3 separate regions of the Mus musculus genome follow, and regions 2 and 3 are each linked to region 1. Evidence: chromatin loops called from intact Hi-C (ENCODE). Cell type or tissue: heart. All regions are shown on one strand. Each heading gives the region's core, and the rest is flanking DNA. Links, peaks and the distances in the headings are about the cores only. Region 1 overlaps 4931415C17Rik (RIKEN cDNA 4931415C17 gene). Region 2 has its middle 120 kb from the start of Tex29. Region 3 has its middle 11 kb from the start of Spaca7.

Evidence for each region. Peaks named below come from ENCODE experiments on the same cell type or tissue, not always from the same donor. Only the 100,000 strongest peaks of a DNase experiment are listed, where the experiment ranks them.
Region 2: it touches region 1 in a loop (10-fold over the local background); 27 of 42 quality-filtered maps call a loop at or near these places.
Region 3: a loop joins it to region 1, with 2.7 times the contacts of the local background. A loop is called at or near these places in 3 of 42 quality-filtered maps.

Annotation. Positions count from the first base shown.
Region 1 is chr8:12,674,100-12,681,159 of GRCm38, forward strand. 4931415C17Rik (RIKEN cDNA 4931415C17 gene) reads left to right here. Exons shown (of 2, transcript NR_166502.1): 2 at 3,475-5,126. Among named protein-coding and RNA genes, the nearest start is that of 4931415C17Rik, 5.2 kb to the left of the region's middle. In heart, for the core only: a CTCF peak has its summit at 3,660 (motif pointing left); a DNase peak (open chromatin) is centred at 3,642; H3K27me3 peaks cover 3,179 bases.
Region 2 is chr8:11,953,994-11,961,053 of GRCm38, forward strand. It overlaps the pseudogene Gm18318. Among named protein-coding and RNA genes, the nearest start is that of Tex29, 120 kb to the left of the region's middle. In heart, for the core only: a CTCF peak has its summit at 3,197 (motif pointing right); no DNase peak of the experiment used is centred there; H3K27me3 peaks cover 2,905 bases.
Region 3 is chr8:12,558,515-12,565,574 of GRCm38, forward strand. No RefSeq gene overlaps it. Among named protein-coding and RNA genes, the nearest start is that of Spaca7, 11 kb to the right of the region's middle. In heart, for the core only: a CTCF peak has its summit at 3,081 (motif pointing left); no DNase peak of the experiment used is centred there; H3K27me3 peaks cover 4,608 bases.

The sequences.
Region 1 (7,060 bases), core at 741-5,740:
TAAGTGATTAGATCTTTATATATGTGTTGTGAATATATAGAAAGCACTAGCAGCCCTCTTGGCTGGCTGTTTCAGCCCATCTCAAAACCCAGTCAGTTGAGTGGGTCAGTGTTTCCCAGCAGTCAGATTTGGCCCACAGTAAGCAGACTGAATAAGGGACATGTGGTTCAAAGCTATTCCAGAGAAGAAAGACTTGTTGGGAGACTACAAATGTTTCCGTCCACAGTCAGGAGGACTTTCCCAGAATACTCTGTGCTATCGGCACCCTCTTGTTGGTTGGCATGGCTGGGTTCAGCCTCACTGTGGGAGCATCTCTGGATGTTGTGAACCCTTAAATTAGTCAGCTTTCCACTGCTCTGATAAAATACATGAAAGAAATAATTTTAAAAGAGGAGAGATTTGTTTTGACTCATGGTTTCAGCCCAAGGTTGCTCAGCCCAGTTGTTCTGAGTCTGGAACGCAGTACGTGATAGGAGAGAGCTGTTCCCTTCCTGATGCTCAGAAAGCAAAGTAGGAGAGAAGGAGGGGGGCACACCAACAGTGACTGACTTCTTCTACCAGGCTCCACACCCTAACCCCACTAAGCTATTGAACCCCATTGGTGAGTATCTTATTTTCTTCATTGCTATGATGAAATGCCCTGACTGTACCAATGTATGGGGGAAAGAGTTATGTATTTATGTATTTATTTATTTAGACTCAGTTCGATGGTACAGTCCATTGTGATCAGAGGTCCTTGTGGCAGGAACTTGAAGCACCTGGTCACATCAACAGGAAGCAAAAATGTGAATGTCTATGCTCAGTTAGCTTTCTCCTTGATTGCACTGTAGGACTCAAGCCGAGAGAATGGTACCATCCGCTTTGGGGGTGACTCTTCCCACTTTAGCTATCCCAATAAAATACATGATGTATCACAGGCATGCCCAGAGGCTTGTCTCCCAGGTGACTGTCAATCCTGTCAAGATGACAATCAATGTTAATTAACTTCACATCCATTTACTGAATCCTAGCCTTTACACCTGATTCTAAACATTGCTGCATTGGACACCAGGCCTTCAACAAGCGACCTCTGGCAGGACATTTAAGATCTGAACCATGACAGAGGTCTTTGAATAACTAACTTAGAGTCAAGCTTCATTCATCCCACTGAAAACCTGAATAAAAAGAGCACAAAAGGGGGCTGGAGATATGGCTCAGTGGTTAAGAGCACTGACTGCTCTTCCAGAGGTCCTGAGTTCAAATCCCAGCAACCACATGGTGGCTCACAACCATCTGTAATGAGATCTTATGCCCTCTTCTGCTGTGTCTGAAGATAGCTACAGTGTACTTACATATAATAATAAATAAATAAATCTTTTTTTAAAAAAAAAAGAGCAAAAAAGGCTGACCTAAGCAAGATGGCTTTTACAGAGACCATCTACTCAGCAGACTCAGCCCTGTTAGTCCCACATGGTAGAGACAGTACCTTAAAGTCTCATGCACCCCATAAAATGCTGACTGGCAAGAAAACTAGGACCTCAGCAGGACACTAGACTCAAGGGAGACATAAGACTCATTTGACTGTGTTCCTAGCCCACTCAAGGGTCTGTCAATGCAGAATGAAGTCCCTCCAGGCTCTGCCTCAGTCAAGACATGTAAGTTCACATAAGCTGAGCAGACATAGGGAAGACCCGAGAAGCCAGGTATAAAAGTCAGGTGAGAGTATAAGATGAGTGGAAAGAGTAGTCACCCAACACAAGGCAGTTTTCTGGACACAGTTTGAGTCCAGAAAAAAATAAGTGCAAACTTGCAAACATATGGAGAAATAATAGCAGGGGCAGTAGGGGTGGGGGGCTCAGGCCAAAGGCACAGAAATGGGCACTGAGGGCAGAACCATGGGAGAAAGGTACACTTCAGGTAAGCATACCGGTCCTCACATACACAAAGGGCCAACGAGGCAGTGAACACAAGAGCGCAGTGAGGACCCATGGGAGCCTGGCAGGCCGGGTTTGAACCCATGGACTGATGGAGGGAGAGAACCGGCCACATAAAGTTGTCAAGTTGTCGTCTGACCTCCACACACGCCTTGTTGCATGCACACATCTGTACTCTGAGTTCTGACTGGTCAACATAAAAAAAATCAGTGATTTTGAGAAAAGTGGCAGACCTCACCTCGTGCCTCCAGAGATGAACATCTGCAGAGATCATCCAGTACTCTGCATGAGAGATTTCTCTGTCTCTCCCTCCCCCTGCCATCTGCTTATTTAGTCAATAGCTTGTGGGTGTTAGTGTAATAGCTATTTTCTCAAACTATAACTGAACACCCAGGAAGCTTCAGGAAGAATGTATTCCAGCCAGCAGTTTGAGAGTACAGTCCACTACCATGTCAGGGAAAGAGTCAGGGCTGCAGCCAGAGCACAAGGCCATCTGCTCACATTTCAGTCCACCAGGAAACAGGACATGAAGTAGGGCCAACGCACCCAGAGTCCTGTTCTTTCCAGTGAGGCCTCATGTCCCGGTGTTTCCATAGTCTTCCAAGGTAGTACTACCAGCAGCCAGTGTGGAAGCCAGGACTACGGGGAGCAGCCCTGCACTACATGTGCCATTGGTCACTGATTCCCCTTCCCTATCAACAGCACTGGAAAGTGGAGGGAAAGTGCGCAGCTAGGCAAGCTGATTCCTGCATTGCTATAATCCTGCTGTGTGGCTGTCACAGAACTGCGTAAGCACCCTGAAACATAACTAACCGAGCTGTAGTATGGCCACCACCAGAACTGTGGCAGTAAATCTAAGACCTCCTAAACAGCTATGGGAAGTGCATTCTAACAATCTGAACCTCCACTTTTGAATGCATTGCTTCGTGAGGAAAACCTACAGGTGAGACCATTTCTCTCAGCAATATGGAAACATTGGCCTTATCACATTGGACCTGCCTGTAGGGAGTGAAGGCATTGCTGGAGTTCCTGTTACGGCAGAGCTCGGCTTCTTCAATTGGCCAGATTACCATGATCACCACAGTACAGCACAGCACAGCACACCTAATGGGGACTGCGCCACAAAAATAAAACTTAGCAACAGAGTTTAATTCTAAAGCCCGCATTGAAGTCATGATAGACTATAAGATACAGTTGCGCTTCTCATTGTAACACATTAATAAATTAGAAGATTGATTTAAAAAACAAAACAAAAACAAACCCTCACCAGGTAACCTCACGGTGACCCAGAGCTATGGGTGCTGCTCAGAGTTCAAAAAACAAAAACATGTGATCCTCCCAAAGCCCCCTGGGTGCTTCGAGTGAGTGTAAGTTCCCTGTAGCTCTTTTTCGAGCTCCTGTGTCTAGCCTTGCCATGATCAGAACTATTTTTGAAAAGATGTCCTTTACTATAGTTCCTGCAGGGAAACCCCACACTCCGGTTACAACAGGTCCCTACGGGGTGGGCGAGGTGCCAGAAAAAATCTGCCTGTGGTCCAGTCTTCTTTTGTCTCATCTCCAGGCTACACCAGAAGAGAGGGAGACTGGCCTGCGCCTTTTGGAACCTAAGGTGTTGCACCTGGGCGCACCCTACCTGAGGAGGTTCAACTATGCATCATTCTGCCTACTTCATACAGGTGGCTGAGGCTGGAGGCGGATGCTCGGAGCACTGATCCATCCATTAGCTGGCCTGTGCTGCCCTCTGCCGGCCAGTGGGGTTTAACAGCCACCCTAAGCCGAGAGAGACCTGGAATTGGAGCCAGCTGACTGCTTTGAGAGAAAACCTGTTAGGAATGGACTTTTGAGGGCGTTCCCTTTCCTGTGCAAGTGAGTTTTGGTCCTACAGAGGAAGGGTAAAGCTGGGAAAGTGGCTTGTTTTCATAAAGTCTGTGAGGCGCTTCCACTCAGGTGCCGAAAGGGAGATCAGGAGGTAGCAGTGTTCCAAGAAGCCCTCTAACCAACGATTTCCAATCTTCCCACCGGTGGCAAAACTCCCAGAGGGCACAGTTTCAAGATTCAGTTTTTCCACCTTTAAAACGGAGACGAATGTGACCTTGCAGGATTTTGAGAGGGTGAGGATTTCTGTAAAGTGCCAGTGAGGTGTGCAAGCCCTGTCCCTGTGTAAGTGTAGCTGCCAAGCCTCATCAAAGAAGGTTCTCTTTACACCTAACAGAGACCGTCCCAGAAGACAGCTCGATACAATGCAAGATCACCAGATCCCAACAGATACATCTGCATCACAGCTCCTGCATCCACGGCCGAGGGAACTTGGAGGAAGTAGGCGTGGGAAGATTGTAAGAGCCTGTATACCAAGAAGTCTGCCGTGAGCATCTCTCCTGGAAATGGCTGCATAAACTAGACCGAAGCAGTGGCATATCTGATGGACATGTTAACGTGGAAGGGAGAGGTTTTCTTGGGGTTCCACCCCTAGACAAAGACCTACAGGCCACTAGTGGCTGCTGGGAGAGAGAGTTAGCTACTCCCAGAGATGGACCCCTTTATTTGTTGCACAATGCAGAGTGGTCAGCCTTGAAACCATATACAGCAGCAAAAGGAACAGGCTTAGCAGGTTGTATTTACATATAATTGTGAATACACATACATACTAATCTATAGATGTATGTGAAAATAATTTTTAAAGAAGGGTACTTAACTTGAGCACTGGGGCTTGAGAGGGACTGGAGGACAGAGATCTGGCAGGGGCTGGAAGAAAGTGAGGGGAGCGATGTAATTCTATTGTTAAAATGTATTTTTTAAGTGCCTGTGAGGGGCTGGAGACATGGCTCAGCAGTTAAGAATGCTGAATTCTCCTGCAGATGACTAGGTTCAGTTCTGAACACTCGCATGCCAGCTCACAACCATCTATCTGTAACTCCACATCCAGGGATCTGACCCTTCTGACTTCAGTGGCTCCCAGATGCCCAAAGTACACACACATACACATACAAATAGAATCGGTATATAATTAAGAGTGCCTGCAGACACCTAGAAATGGCAGCTGTGAAGAAGGACATGTAATTTTCACTAAATGTCAGGATGAGAAATTTATCAAGATTCTGTTACAGGTTTTCAGGGTCAAAGCCTGGGTGCTGAAAGTCTAAACTTGACTGTTTATGCACAGTATGTTTGTGCTGTGCCCTGTATGTCAATTAAAGATACAAGCAATAATAAAAATCAGAGAACATTTTATTGAGTGTGTCCACATGGGAAAGAGAAGAAAGGGCCCAGTGACACTCAAGTGTACTTCTGGATTCTGACAGGAGGCTTAAACAGGCAGGGGTGTTCCTGACTACACAGTCCTGGCCAAGGTGTGGTCCTGCTCCTCACTGGCCCGGCATTGTCTAAGCTCCAGTCTCTCCGGTAAGGTGCCCTGACAAGCAGGAACTCTGGGAGGTCTCCTTCTGAGAGGCAGGCTCCTCCCCTGGATGCCGCCAAGGCTTTATGCTTTCCTCTCCCCCAGAGGGATCCCTGAGGAAATGTTCTTGAGGTTCATGATTTAAACCATCAGATACTCACAGGAGTAGGCCTAAGTGTTTGTTCAGAACGTTGTCTCTCCTATCAGGATGGTTATAATTCCCTCAGGCTCATCTCATCACACCGTGTTCATTTCAAAACAAAATCTAGGGGACCTGGAGAGATGTTTCAGTGGCTAAGAGCAACTACTGCTTTCCCAGAGGACCCAAGTTAGGTGCCCTGCACCCATGTCAGGCTCACGGCTGCCGGTAACTGCAGATCCAGCACCCTCTCTGGCCTCTAAACACACTTGCACTTAATATACTCATACACCTCACACAGACAGGTAACTTAGGATACAGCAAAAAAAAGTTTAAAGAAAGGAACATCATTTATCAACACATGGATAGCTGTTACACCATTTCCTGTATTAAAAATGGATCAAAGATAACCTAAAATTTAGCCAAGAACCTGCAGGGGTGACCTGACTTTAATAGTGGGCTCAGCGAGGTCTGGCTGGGTGATCGCTCACAGTCTCAGCCAGGAAAGCTAGTCTTGTCCACAAGTCCTGGAGCTTTCAATAGTCACAAATTACAATGACATTGTCTTCGTCAGGATTTCAGTTGCTGTGATGAGACACCATGACCAGAGGAACTTGGAGACGAAAGGGTTAATTCAGCTTACGCTTCCACGTCACAGTCCATCACTGAAGGAAGTCAGGACAGGAGCTCAAATAGGGCAGGAACCAGAGCTGATGCAGTGGCCCTAGGTGGCATGCTGCTTACTGACTTGTTCCCCATGGCTGCCTTAGCCTGCTTTCTTATAGAATCCAGGACCACCAGCCAAGGGATGGCACCACCCACAGTGAGCCAGGCCCTCCCTCATCAATCACCAATTAATAAAATGCATACAGGCTTCCCTACAGTCAGAGCTTATGGAGGAGGCATTTTCTCAACTGAGGCTCCCTCCTCTCCAACGCCTCTAGCTTGTGTCAAGTTGACATAAAACTAGCCAGCACAGCTGCTATCCCATCCACGTCGACCTTGGGTCTTCCATGCTGCACTCTATGCATGGTCCCATGCATGTTCACATTGCATTTTTACTGTTTCGATTGCCAAAGGTGCTGGGGCTTGTCAGGCAAGTGTGTTTTACTTTTTGAGACACAGCCTCACTAACTCGTCTGATCTGCCCTTGAACTCTCTCTCTCTTCCTAGCTCAGTCTCCTGAGTAATCTCAACTCGGCTGATGTACGGAGTACAACCTGCCAGGGCCTGGAACCTAAATCGCCATTGTAGTTAAGGTTCCCTAGAAAAGCATGCTGAGTAGTTTGATGTCAAGTCGACACAAGCTAGAAAGAAGGGAACCCCCACTGAGAAAATGCTTCCATAAGATTCAGCTGTAGGGCGCTTTTTAAATTAGTGATTGATGTGGGGAGGACTCAGCCCATGGTGGGTGGGGCCATCTGTGGGCTGGTGGTCCTGGGTTCTAAAAGAAAGCAGGCTGAGCAAGCCATGGGAAGCAAGCCAGTAAGCAGCACCCCTTCATGGCCTCTGCATCAGCTCCTGCCTCCAGGTTCCTGCCCTGTTTGAATTCCTTCCCCCACTTCCTTCAGTGATGGACTATGATGTGGAAGTGTAAGCCAAATAAACCCTTTC
Region 2 (7,060 bases), core at 657-5,656, 720 kb before region 1:
TTTCTCGTCATGCAACCAAAGCATGCATGGTGTCTTCAACAATATAGGCATACTATCTCATACTTCATTGAGTTGATAGCAGTGGCAACCGCCTGTGTTATGAGGTGGCCTGACAGGTATACAACCTGGCTTTGGTACTTAGGTTTTCACTTCAAAATATTATGGCTTCTGAGCATGACTTTTCTGTCCATTCAGGTAGCTTCATTAACTGTGCATGCCCCCCCCCCACATTTATGTGCGTGCAAGTGTGTGTGTGTGTGTGTGTGCATTCATAGATGTGTGCATATGAGTGTGTGCATGTAGAGGTCAGAGGTCAGTATCAGGTATCTTCAATTGTTTTCTGCCTTCTTGGAGGCAGGTCTTTCACAGGACTTGAACCTCCATCATTAGTTAGACTGCTTGCCAGCAAGACTCAAGGGGCCTCCTGCTTCTCCCCAGTGCTGGAATTACAGCATGCTGCAGTACCTGACATTAGTGTGGGTGCAGGGGATAAAACTCAGTTACTCACACCTGTGTGCCAAACACCTTTCCTACCGAGCCATCAATTCTGTTGGTCTCGGTGTGGGCATCGATTATTGTGTGACTTTTCTTGAGAGTCTAGATAGAGAGGCCAAAGAAATAGATCTAGTCAAGCTCAACGTGCTGAGCTAAACCAGTGGCAGCCCTCACAGGGCTACTTCAGGAGCATGCGTAAATTACCTAAAGGTGACTGCATCACCAAAAGGCCCATCCCAGTCCTAAGATACAGCCTTGGTCTGAAGCTCATGGAGTTCACTTCCCAGTGAACCCTCTGCAGAGAGAAAGAGAGGCCCATGGCTTCCTGGAAAGAGACTCTTGGGTAGAGAAGGACCCAGGGCCCTTGTGGGGGAAGGACGCACGGCTGATAGGTCCAGTGTCAGGATGGACCCAGGCCTCAAGAGAAGCCAGGAAAATAGTGATGGGAAATATGAAAGGGCGAGGTGGGCATGTTCTCTCAGAGCAACCTGCGTGGAGAGCTGGTATTGATGTGTTTATAAAAAGAGAAAGAGAAAAGGGGGGATATGTTCTATGGAGGTATGGGGGAAGGGGGTGCCTCAGTGGGCCCATGCCAAGGCGTCCCTTCCCCCTGAGGGACCGGCCACATGGTAGTATAGTATAGAATAGAGTTTATTCAGGGTATGGGGAGGGAAGTAGAGGCAGAGAAAGGCAGAGAAGGAGAGAGTAGAGAAGTAGAGGCTGGCCATGAGCACATGGGGAGAGACGGGGTGGGGGGGTGGCGGGGGAAAAGGAATGGGGAAGTGACAAGGGGACAGAGTGGGAGCAATAAGGGAAGAACAAGAGGGCAGGAGAGATAGGAGGGGGCAAGCAGCCCCCTTTATAGTGGGTCAGGCCCAGACTGTTGCCAGGTAACTGTGGGATGGAGCTTAGACAGAATGCTAACAGGTATTCCTTGTAAACGCAGTTGTTGATGTCCACATCTGTGCTGTGAATACCAAGTGGGCTGGTCATAGTAGCAGCCCTGTGTAGGGCAGAGACAGGCCCAAGCAGCCAGCCCCACCATCTTTCTACAGGACCCAGATCTGAGCAGGCAGCTCCATGGCCTTAGGACGTATCTTAGCAGGCAGCTGGCACCGCTAAGGACTCAGAGTAGGGAGGGTGGAGCCAGGCTTGATCAGAGCCCTCCAGCTGACCAGAGGTGCCTTGGGATTTTCTTCATCTACTTTAGAAGTCTGGGAATCCAAAGATAAATTCCAAATGTTGAATCCCAGTGGAATCAGGGTGATACCATGGGAGGGATATGGTGGGGTTCTCTGCATGTAGCTGTGATGGGGGCTGGAGATGAGTTGAGTCGACAGTTCTTTCTTCCATGGCCCCTTTCTCATGTGTGTTCTAATGTAAATGTCACAGCATTATTGTAAACCACCCAGAAAGGCTTTACATGCGAGCAAGTGACCACAGTAGTCATGCCATGAGCACCCACCCCTGTGGTCTGACTTAAGTGCATGAGTGGAGGTAGGGACAGCTATATCCAGGCTGTTTGCTCTTTGGGTCACCTGTTTATTAACATATCTTTCATAGTGGATTGGAATGTGTTGTCCTTTAGTCTGAGAGTATCAATCACGGCTGGGCTACTGGTCATGGGAACTTCTTTCACTGTAACATGGTGCCAGTATAGACATAGGTGTGTGCGCTGCACCCTCTCAGGATTCCACCAAATGCCTGACTACATGTTCCCATGATGCTCGGCATGGCTGGTGGGACATCCTGTCCATCCTGTCCATCCTGTCCCGGTGTGAGCCTTTCCCCATCAGCTCAGCTCCCTCCTGCCTTGTGAGGGGCAGAGGCCCCGGGGAATCCCTACTCCAGATAAGTTTCTCAAAGGCTTCTGTTGCTATGGGAACGCTACTGCTGGCCGCCAGGGTGCTGGGTCTGAGACCTGATCCACAGGGTGTTGTTCACAGGGGATAGGACGTGGTTAGTTCTGTCTGCTCACTAGAGGAGGGGGCAGTGGTGGACTCTAGGGCTCTGGTGGGCCTGTATGTCCGTCCCTGTCAGGTCCTGAACGTCCCCCCTCCTCCCTGTCACTCAGAGCCACAGTCTGTGGTGTGGACATATTAAATCTAGAACCGATCTTTCTGCTTTAGCTGGAAATTGTGAACACTTTTTAAAAAAGATTAAATTTCTGGCTAGCATACAAAGAAATGGGCTTCCTTGCTATGGCCTCATGGAGAACCATTTTCTGCTTTGCTTTTATGTATCCACCCCTCTCCTGGGCCTCTTCTCTCCCTCCTTCTGATCTCCTTCCCCAGTCTGCAGCCACATCACGTCTTCATTTAGCATCCCTGTTTCTCTCCCCTCCCTTAAGATCTCTTTCTCTACTTTTGGAGTCCCTTTTCTACATTCATGTCAATTTATCTCTCTGCCTACCTATCATCCATCTATCCATCTATCCATCCATCCATCCATCCATCCATATATCCATCTATCCATATATCCATATATCCATCCATCCATCCATCCATCCATTCATATATCCATTCATATATCCATCCATTCATATATCCATCCATTCATATATCCATCCATAAATCCATCCATAAATCCATCCATAAATCCATCCATCCATCCATCCATCCATCCTACCTACCTACCTACCTATCTAAACAGGTATACATTTAAATCAATTTTTTACAGAGTGAAGTTTCTCGTCTGGCCACCAGATGTCAGCATAATTCCTCTTAAAATAAATGTGCAGCAGGGCCAGTTGATAGTGAGCAGTGATGGCTGGAGCTTGGTCTCTTAGGAAGCAGGAAGGGGACTGGGCTCATGCGCACCCTGTCCCTAGGTTCTGGAAAGCTCCAAAGGGTCCTCAAGTCACCTGTCTTGCAATTATGCCAAGCTCTGGGCACTTGTCATGCTGGCACTGAGCAGAAGCAACTGTGAGGGTGAAGAGTCTGACGCAGGAGCCCCTCCCTCTAATGCAGGAGCCCCTCCCCTGCTTCTCCCAATGTACATCTTCCTCACTGCCCTCTGTCACTTGCTTCCATAAATACTAGGAGCCCCTCCCCCAACTCCTACCACATCTGCCACAGCTTGGTTCACCTTGTCCACTTTAAGCTAGAGACAGGGATAATGGACTGTGGGAATGGGCATGGGGTCCCGTACAGAGTGGGAATGCCTGGACTGGAGTGAGAGAGGCAGATAGGCCTCACAGGCAATCCCCACATTCCTGATCTGTCATGATGTCTGGTTCTAGATTGTTCTTTATTGCTCGCAGCAAGTTTTCAAACAGCGTAACCGGAAGCACATGAGTCCGCTGACTTCAACAGTATTGTATAAGTACCCACAAGACTGACCTAGTCCTCGACCGCTAGCAATGGTGGGCTGTGCTGTCCCAGCCCCGAGGTGGGGAGGGAAGCGGGATGACTAAATGGCCAGAGTTTACAGCAATCACAACTGGCTCCAAACTCTGACCTGCTGGCTATCAGTCACCCTAGAAAGTTTGTCAGCCATTCCTTTACGCCTCTCTAAAGCAGCCGTGGTAGTGGGTCTGAGCACAGTCATAACCTGAAGGAGGGGTGTGTAGGAGAGAAAGTCCAAGCAGGGGTGAAGCTGGTCATGCTGCAGCTGCCAGCCACTGGCCTGGCTGCTCTGAGGATGCCCAGGGGCTCTACATACAAATCTCCTGAATAGAAACTGGTTATTGGAGTACTCATATAGCAATAAAAAACAGACTTGCCCAGCAGTGAGCTGGCTCTGAACTTGAGGTCTCAGGGGCTGTAGAAGGGAGCTGGGTCACAGTGCATATTCTGGGAACACCCCACCCTCGGGCCCAGGTCCTACCCGAGGTGTCTGCCTTTGGGGGATGGACAGCCTTGCAGGGTCTGTGCTCATGCAAGATGATGGAGTCCCCAGTGGCCGAGTCCTCCTGGGCTGGCCATCTGCCCTGGGCTCTCTACAGCCCCTGGCTACCTGCAGCAATGGGAGTGAGCACAGAGAAACCTGCCTCCTCCTCTCCTGGAGCAGTGAACCGATCTCTCTGATATGAATGCCAAATCAAACCCTGAAATAGCACCTAAGCCGAGGATGAGGTATTTTAGGAATAATATAATCACACCAAAAAAAAAAAAAAATCCAAATGCATTTTCTCTCTTGCCTCTCTCCTTAGCTTCACCGTTTCAGACTCACAGAGTGTTTTGGGTTTGTTTTGATTTACTTTTTTTTTTTTTTTTGTTCTGGTTTTGAGGAAAGGAAATTTTTACATTAAAATCTCTGGCAGTGTCTTCTCTCCTCCTTTGGTGACAATGAGGCGCTGTTCTCTGGGAAGAGAGAGCTTTGTCCTTCGAGCTCCTGCAGCTTTGTCCTTGCAGCTGAGCTGCAAGAAGCCATTAGACCTTCCTGTTTCTAGTCTGGGCTAAGCTGGGTAGGACAGGGAGTCCTGCGGGGTGACTGTGAGCAGTGGTATTAGGATAGCTGCCCCTGGCCAGGGTCCCTGGGTTGTGTGGTTAACAGGAACCAGGTCACCTTAGAAAGGGGATTTGTGGGACAAAGCCAGAGCCAGTCTGTCCTAGTGACCCTAGAGTGGGTAAGGCCCCGGGCAGTGTAGGTAAGATGTGCGGAACAAGCAGGGTAGATGCATCTCTTCCCTCTGAAAAGGTGAAGCTTCTGGAACCTTCTCTCAGGTCTTAACCATGTTCTTTGCAGTTCCACAGGAACATGCATGTCCCTCAGGCTGGTTTTCCCTCTGGGGTGTTGGATGTTTGTATGCTGACATCTCAGAATTTTATGGAAAGGCTGACTTTAGGCACAGGTAACAAAATAACACAACAACAACAACAACAACAACAACAAAACCAAGACCTCAAGCACTTCATTTTCTGGAGACCCATGGGAACATGATGAATAATCTTCATTATTGAAAATTCAATGTTGTACATAAATAAAACCATAGGGGTAAAAAAGTTATTCCTTCCTGGGAGACCTGGTTTTGGCAGCCTCTTGGGGAATGTTCTCTGTGCATCTCCAGAAATATTAAATTTGTAAACATTTAAAAAAAATACAGTGTGAAGAACTAAATGAACTCAACATACAGTCATTTTGTTTTCATAATCACTAAATGGGAAGTGGATGGAGATGGTTTCCTGTTGAAGGACTACACTTCCCAGCTTCCCTTGCTCACTATGGCGGTCATACACTTCCCAGCTTCCCTTGCGGACAATGGAGGCCATTTTTGTCCTTTTCTGCTCCTATGAGGTTGCGTTTCATCTCCACCCCCCCCCCCCTTAGGTGTTTTGGTAACTGTGGGTGACAAAATGCTCCCCAGCTGTGAATAAACGTGGTCCTACCTAAAGTCAGACCATGCCTCTCTTTATGATTTGCTTTTTAAAATAGTCTAACATATTATGGTGCAGAAACCTGGGATGTGAAAGCTAAGGCTATTAGTGAGGCAAGACCCCCATGGACCAATCTCCCTGGCTCTCACATGCTGTCTGGCCCAGTAGGGCCACCATTTCTCTCAGCCTTTTCTTCTCACTCTCTGTCTCTGCCCTTTCTCCCTCACTGAACTGCCCTTATACAGTCTGATCTAGGTGAGAAGCCCTGCTGTGTTCATCCACCATTCTTCTTCGTGCAACATAGCAAAATGCTGGGGCAGGGTATTCTGTTGGACCTGAAACGGAGGTGCTCTGGTTAGGTTCAGAGTTCACTGGAGCTTAGGTCACTGGGATTTTCCTAAGACCCACTTACTTGGTTGAAGGCGTTGGAGACGTCACTAGCTGTGAGATTACTCATTCCGCTGAAAGCCCTGACAGCCTTCTACCGACCCAGGATTGTATAGGTGGGGGAAGGCCATTATGTTACAGCTGCAGTTTTGTCTTCTCCAGCTGTAGCGAATATGTAACACAACTGCACATTGACCTCTGTTTGTCCTTGGTCATGGGTCCAGCCATGGGTTCCAAATATTAGGTACCAAAAGACACTTCTTTGGCCTGTTTGAGAGCTAAGGTAAAGACGCTCAAATTTAGGAGACTTGAGACTGGTGACTGCCTTCATCCTTCAGTACAAAGATGGCTCTGTATATATTAAATAAATGGTGTCTGCTGGCCCAGATTTGGAATGTTTGATTTCTAATATCTAAATGGATTTAGGTAACTCCATGAGGTAGAATGACAGCGTGGTCCACCCCTACACTGTACAACTCATCGGTGACTTTACTCTTTCTCAAGGCTCTGGATTACACCCACACCCACAGCCAGAACGCTCACCATTTCTCTTGGTCCTGCAAATTTGAATCTTCACAGAACTCTCTTGGCTTATGTTTTTGGCTACTTCTGTGTCTGCCCCTCCAAATCTGGAAAATCTTGCTTGTATCTTTGGGTTTTGTTTGTTTGTTTCATTTCCATTTTTTTTTCTTTAGAGGGAGTGAATTTCCTTTGGGTGGGGGTATATTGAATGTTTTATGGACAAGAAAAAAACTGCACTAGAACCACCATTGTCTTCTTCCTTTTCCTCTTTCTTTTCTTGCTTCTTTCAGCCTTGACAACTCCCCTTTCCACGGCATTAGGTTTTCATTTAGCTCTGT
Region 3 (7,060 bases), core at 998-5,997, 120 kb before region 1:
ATAGGGGCAGCTCAAGGGCTTGGAAAGTGAGCCTTCCTCAGACCCCTGGAGCACCTGTCACATCCATGGGGCACTTAGAACTGTTCAAGGTGGTGGAGTAGCTCACACATCAGAGGAGGCTGAGAAACACTCAGGGCAGTGGAGTTATGCTGAGAGATTGCTGGTGACCTGACTGCAGTCCGAGTCTCACAGTGCCAAGCAGCCTCCTCACACCCAGCATAGCAGCCAGGATACCAGCAATGTGTCTCAGGAAGTGCCTGGAGCCACTAGTCCTCCCTCAGAATGAGACTCTAGGAACACACTGCTCACATCTGTCAAAGGTGAGTTTTCTTTGTTACCTAGAGCTTTGATGAGTAGTTTAAACAGCTCCTAAATTTCTAGCCACACAGAGATTCCCTGTAAATGAAGACAAGTTGGCCCTTTCTTTCTGCAAAATATTATAGAAGCAGTTAATCATTTAGGGAAACCACAGCCGAGCCAAGGAAGGCCACCCATGGCAGTAGTTCTAAAGTAGGAATGGCCCTGCCGCTGTGTGTGTAGACATTGCTTGCCTCCATACGTGGCCTCCTGAGGGAATCTCTCCATCCCTCTGCATGCAGAAATACAGTCTGTGAGTCACTCCTTCAACACAGATAACATGGAGTGCCAGCAACACTCAGCAGGCATGGCCTACACTTGCTTAAATTATCATCTTCTGTATGCCTGTGACCATGCTGGGTATTTGCACGCTGAAATATGCACTGTTGAAATTAATTTTGCCGTTGTATATTGGAGTTAAATTCCCATGTTAATTTTAAGGTGTTTTCATGTATGTTGCCTAGTGATCCAACTGTGAATGACCTGTTTGTAGTGCCTCCATTCAGGACGTGGCTGGTGCGCTAATGACTTTTCTCTTGCTATGATAAAACACCACAGTCAGAGCACCTTATAAAATGAAGGACTTGTTTAGACTTATGGTTCCAGAGGGATAAGAGGCTGACATCATCACGGCAGGAAGTGTGACCGCAGACACATATGATTGGCTGAAACAGTTGGGAGCTCACACCTTGAGCCAAAAGTAGGCTTACACACACACACACACAGAGAGAGAGAGAGGGGGGGGGGAGGGAGAGAGGAAGAGAGAGAGGGAGAGGGAGAGGGAGAGGGAGAGGGAGAGGGAGAGGGAGAGGGAGAGGGAGAGGGAGAGGGAGAGGGAGAGGGAGAGGGAGAGAGAGAGAAGCTTTTGAAACTCCAAAGCCTGCCCCCAGCAAGGCCACACTTCTAAACCTCACAGACAGCACTGTGATGTGGAAACCAAGTATTCAAATGCCCAAGACATCTCATTCAAACATCACATCTGAAAGTTGCGGCTTTGGAGGGAAAGGGCTTGCCCCGTGCCACACTACGGTACTCCAGATCTCTCCAGGAAACCCAGATTTCTGGTGACATATGGCCCAGTAGCCCCTTAGCTGAATCAATGAGACACCTACAACTCCCTCATGCACCAGCTTCCCAGAGTTGTCAAGCTCCTCACTCTGATGCCATCATACAAATAGCAACTACCCAGGGGTTTGACTTTTAGCATAAGGGTCTCAAGGACAGCATTCTTGGGGACAAGGAAGCAGAACCCACCAAGAGCCTTTACCCATCTGCTAGATGCTCCCTCACGGCCTGAGGACAGCTGGCTCTGTGAGAGGGCACCAAGTTTGGTGCTTCATCAAAATACTCATTTCACCCAAAGAACTAAAAGCCTATTTCAGAAATTTATATCAGGAAGGCCTCTGAAAAGCACATCACTCTGCCACTTATGCTGATGTCCCTGTTACACAGGAGCAGAGGGACCCTGCCTATCCACCAGAGCCCAGTGTGCAAAGGCTTAGATTTTGTTTTCAGAAGAGCAAGATCTTCAAATGCTTTCAGATGATTCACATCTGTGGGCAAGAGGACAAATGACAGCAGGGGTGACTCCCCAAGAATACAAATAGGCTTCTTTGTGAGCTCCATGAGCCATGAATGTGTGCCCTGAAGCCTTCCTGGATGGGTTTCAGGACCCTCTAAAGCATTCTGGATTCCTACATCAGCTGAAGAAGCAACTGGCTTCAGCAGAAACCAGGGGCTGGGCTTCCAGAAGAAATAGCATGCAAAAGCCCAACCAGGTAGGACCAGCCCTGGTATAAGACCCATCTCTGCTGGTATCCAGAGTGGAGCCATGGAGGAAAAGGTCCCCAGGTTCTCAGGACCAGGGCTGGCCACTTGCAGTAGTCACCAAAGCCTACTCAAAGAACCAGCCTACAAATCTGAGATCTGTGCCAGGGGCATGGGATGAACGGCCGGGGGGAGGGGGCAGCAAAGCTCCATCTGGAGGTCCCAGGACAAATGGGTAACAGCCTGAGCTCACTGCATGGCCAGAACAGCATTCTCAAGTGGTAGTGACCAGGGGCCCACCCTCTGTGGCTCTGTCTCAGTTCCCTGATGCCAAGGTCTCTCAATGACAACAGGAGGAAGATATTCAGCTCCTCCTTTGAGTTTGGCATCTGTATCGCCACCTCACCTCCAGCCCAGACGACATTCCCTGGGTCACTTGGCAGAACTATGAAGCAGCAAGTGACACTACAGTCATGAACCCTTCCTTACCTCATATTCTTTGAGAGTCTTGTTTCTGGACATCCCCACCATCTAGGGGGTGGACTCACAGTTTTGCCAGACAAGAGAGGTGCCATGGGAAGAGGTCTACATGAAGGTGTAGACCAGAGGTTCTCAACCCGTGTGCCACGGCCCCCTTGGGAGTCACATATCAGATATTTACATTACAACTTATAACAGTAGCAAAATTATGATTATAAAGTAGCAAGGAAAATAATTTTATGTTTGGGGGTCACCACAACATGAGGAATTGTATTGAAGAGTTGTAGCGTTAGGAAGGTTGGGAACCACTGTAGACAATATGAAGAGGGACAGAGAGTGACTACATCAGATCCCCCACTGTTAGGGTGCTGCTGAAGGTAACCAGCATGGAGCCTGGCAGCTATCTATGTTCCCAGAGACTTTGGCTGCAGCTACCAGGCTTTAATCTATTGCCTGAGCAGGGCGCCCTCTGCCGTTCACAGGTAGATGTGGGGTGGGACGCTGAGTGACTTGACATCTGGCCACAGGTCAGCTGTAGGCAAGGTGTCCTCGGAGGCTTCACATTCTTCAGGCCAGCCTTGCACTGGGTGGTGGGGGAAAGGTCACTGAACAGATTTGAGTAGAAGGGAAAGGCCAAGCAGCCAACACCTAATCCTGTGAGGTTCCTGTTAGGGGCAGCTCCCAGCCCTTTCCCTGCTGACGTGTTCTGTGCTCACTGCTCTCCCCTTGGTGTTTGTCCTCAGTGTTTGGTCACGTGGGAACGCGGGAAGGAATTCCTGCTCGACATTCTGAAAACTGTAAGTTCAAGATCAAGGTGTTAGCAGATCCTATGCTCGTCAAGATGGTGTCCTAATCTAGTGGAAGGGCACAGGGCTCTCCAGGGTCACTTTACAGGGGCACTAACCTTATACATGGAGCTCTATCCCAAAGTGCTCATCTGAAACGAATCGCTTTCTGGAGGCCTGACCTCCACTCCCCTGCCGTTGTGAGGATATGAACAGCTCCTCTTCCAGAGCCTCTGCTCTGTTCTTTCTCCATCAGGTTGGACTCCTTCTGCTCCCTTCGTTCTCCATCTCTGGCTGGCTGGCTGGAGACAGTGTGCATAGCAGACCAGAGGGAAAGCATTGCTGGGGACCAGAGGAATAATCCCCAGACCGGGGGCATAGTGTCCAGTTTTTTCAAAGCGAGCACAGCAGTAGACAACTGCTGGACAGCACTCAAGCATGCTTCTGGCGCAAAGGTTCTCAACCTGTGGGTCGTGACCCCTTTAGGGGTCAAATAACTTTTTCATGGGAAAAATCCTGATATGATCCTGCATATCAGATATTTCCATTATAATTCATAAGAGCAGCAGCAAAATTACAAACTACATTATGATTCATAACAGCAACGAAGTTACCATTATGAAGTAGCAATGCAATAATTTTATGGTTGAGGGTCACCATGAGGAATTGTATTAAAAGGGATCACAGCTTTAGGAAGGTTGAGAACCACCAGTTTAGAGGTACTGGGCACCCAGAATAGTGCATCATCATTGTGTGGAATTCACATGGCAGAGAAAAAAACATCTAAAAAGAGCTCAGACAAAACTGTGATGGAATTTCTGTTCACAGAAAAAAAAATTGAAAACTTTCAAATTAAAAGAAGAGCCTTTAAGCCCGTTTGCATTTCAGTGAGTTTATGTCCTTACGTAATTTCTTTCCCTAGGGATAGGATCTTATGACAGAACCACACTGGCCATCAGCGGAGGACTCACACTTCAGGGCTCTTGCCTGTGTTCCACCCGGTTCTAACTCGAAGAATGACGGCACTTGGAAGACCTAAATTAAATTTTTAAATTGCATGCTATTACTCTAGATAAAGGTAGGTGAGGGCATGCAAGCAGAGCTGCCTGGGCCTTTCCACTGTTAGATGAGGACAGCGCACAAGCCCCCATGACCTTGGGTTCCCTGGGGCTTCAGCATCCCAGGTCATGCCCTGCTGTGCCCAGGAGCTAAGAGCGGAGCATGCGCCCCAGGCTCTATGCCCAGGCGCTAAGAGCGGAGCATGCGCCCCAGGCTCTATGCCCAGGCGCTAAGAGCGGAGCATGCGCCCCAGGCTCTATGCCCAGGAGCTAAGAGCGGAGCATGCGCCCCAGGCTCTATGCCCAGGCGCTAAGAGCAGAGCATGAAAAGCCTTGACTCTTGGCCTTGGTCTGTATCCTGCTAAGCTTTGCGCACCAGTGAGATCCTGAAATGAAATTAGCCTGGTATTCTTCATCCCAGGGGGAGTCATACAGCTCTACTGCTCTTGTCCTAATGGCTTCCTCACTGCAAAGTCATCTCCGAGATGAAGAATTAAATCTACTAGTGTAAATCAATGGGAAGGAAATCAGAACCAAAAGGCTGGGTTGTTTTTACAAATCACCCAGTGCAAGGCAGGTTTTCACGGAGTCCCTCGCTCAGCTGGAGACACTGAGCTCCACACGGTGTGGTCAGGCACGCCAATGGATAAAGGAGCCTTCGAGAGCAGAGCTTAGGGGCAAGGTTTATTACAATGTAATTACAGTTTAGTCGGCTCCCCTCCCAGAGTGACTAGATAGCAGAACGAGGAAACAGCCCCACTGAGTGCTCAATTTCAAATGGAGATGCCAGAGTAGTGCCTGTCCCCAGGGCCCCTTGCCACATACTTTTGTGCATGTGGGATTTAAATACCCAGAGCCTTTAGCCCCACAGAGACAGTGAGGCAGCCAAAAGGCAACTGTGGAGGCTTTGAGTTGGGTGCCATAATGTTAGGAGCTAGCCCATATCTGTGAACCAAGCTCAGTAAACCTGTGGCGGTCTGAGGGTCTTGGGTTACCCTCGACTTTCTCGCGACTTCAGACCTGCCCATCCTCCACAAACCCCCTTCCATGCAAAGCCATTTCCTGAGTTAAGCCATCCTTTGGTATCAAGGCTGGTCCATTATGAATTGCTACCTTCCCCCAAAGCATGTAATTTCTCCCTGTTTTTGTGTGTGTTTGTGTGTATGCGTGTATGTGTTTAAATGTGTGTGGGTACGAGTGTACGAGTACATGTGTATATAGAGACCCAAAGCTAATATCAGGCATCTTCTTCAGTTGCTTTCCACTTTATTTATCGAGGTAAGATGTCTCATTGAACCCAGAGTTCACTGACTCCATCTGGTCTACCTCTGCTTATCAAGTGTCCCACCTGGCCAGGATTTACATGGGTGACAGGGATCAGAACTGTAGTCCTCATACTGACAAGACAGTCCTTTATCCACTGAGCAGTATCCCCAGAAAGCATGTGATTTCACAACTATTTCAAGCAAAAGGAGCGGTTTTGATGGTCACCTGAGCCTATGAAGAAGGTCCCCTCTGAGCCAATGCTTTCCAAGGAGCTGTGTACTGTGTCGACATCTATGGTTGGTTCTGTGAACTGCAGAATCGCTGCTGAGTTTGCACTCCAGTCAGCAGGAACCAGGGCAGCTGACCCCTACAAAGCATTCTATTCACCACGAGGTTGAATCAGTTGGCAGAGCAAACTTTCCCAAGCTTCCCTATGGGACATTTGAGGAACCAGAAACAATCTCTGACCTGTAGGGGGAAAGATTCTACCTTTTTCCTGTAACCTTGGAGTTGGGTAAATCACATGAGGAGCAGAAAAGAGCTGGGGAGGGAATATGAAAGAAATGATATGCCAGGCAAAAAAAGAAGGATATGAAATCTACATTTGTGTGTATGTGTGCCTGTGACATGCATGAGTACAGAGTACATATGTGAGTATGTACATATATGTGCAATCATGTGTGCACATGTGTATATGTATTATGAATGTATATGCACATTCGTGCCCATGCATGTGTGAATGTACATGTGTATATATGTACATGTATGCTCATGTGTGTGCATCTGCATGTGTGAATGTACATGTGTATATGTACATGTATGTTCATGTGTGCATATGCACGTGTGAGTGTACATGTGTAAGTATACATGTATGTTCATGTGTATATGTACATGTATGTTCAAGTGTGTGCATGTACATGTATATATGTGTTGTGAATACATGAGCCTGTGTATGTATGAATTCATGTGTCTCTCCAAATCTGTGTATATGACAAACAACTGGCTCTCTGTGATTTGAAATGTAAGATGTTTTGAAAACTGTTCTTTCTCTGGGGTTGGGATCTTTATGCCTTGAGAACTTCAACAACCTTGGCATCCCTCTTAAAATGACTTCAGGAAGAAAGATGCATTATGTGTAAGGTGAAGGTCTATGGGTAACATAAAACTTTAGTCCCAGTTGACATCCCTCAGTCTAAGTTCCCATCTGCTGGCGAGGCTCGGCCTGCAGGAGCACACAGCTCAGCACCCCCTTCGCCCCACGTTTCCAGCACCTTTGTTCTGAGTTTTAAAGAACCCTGACTAATTCACTTTAGCCGAAAGCTAATCCTACACTGTAAGGCTAAGTAT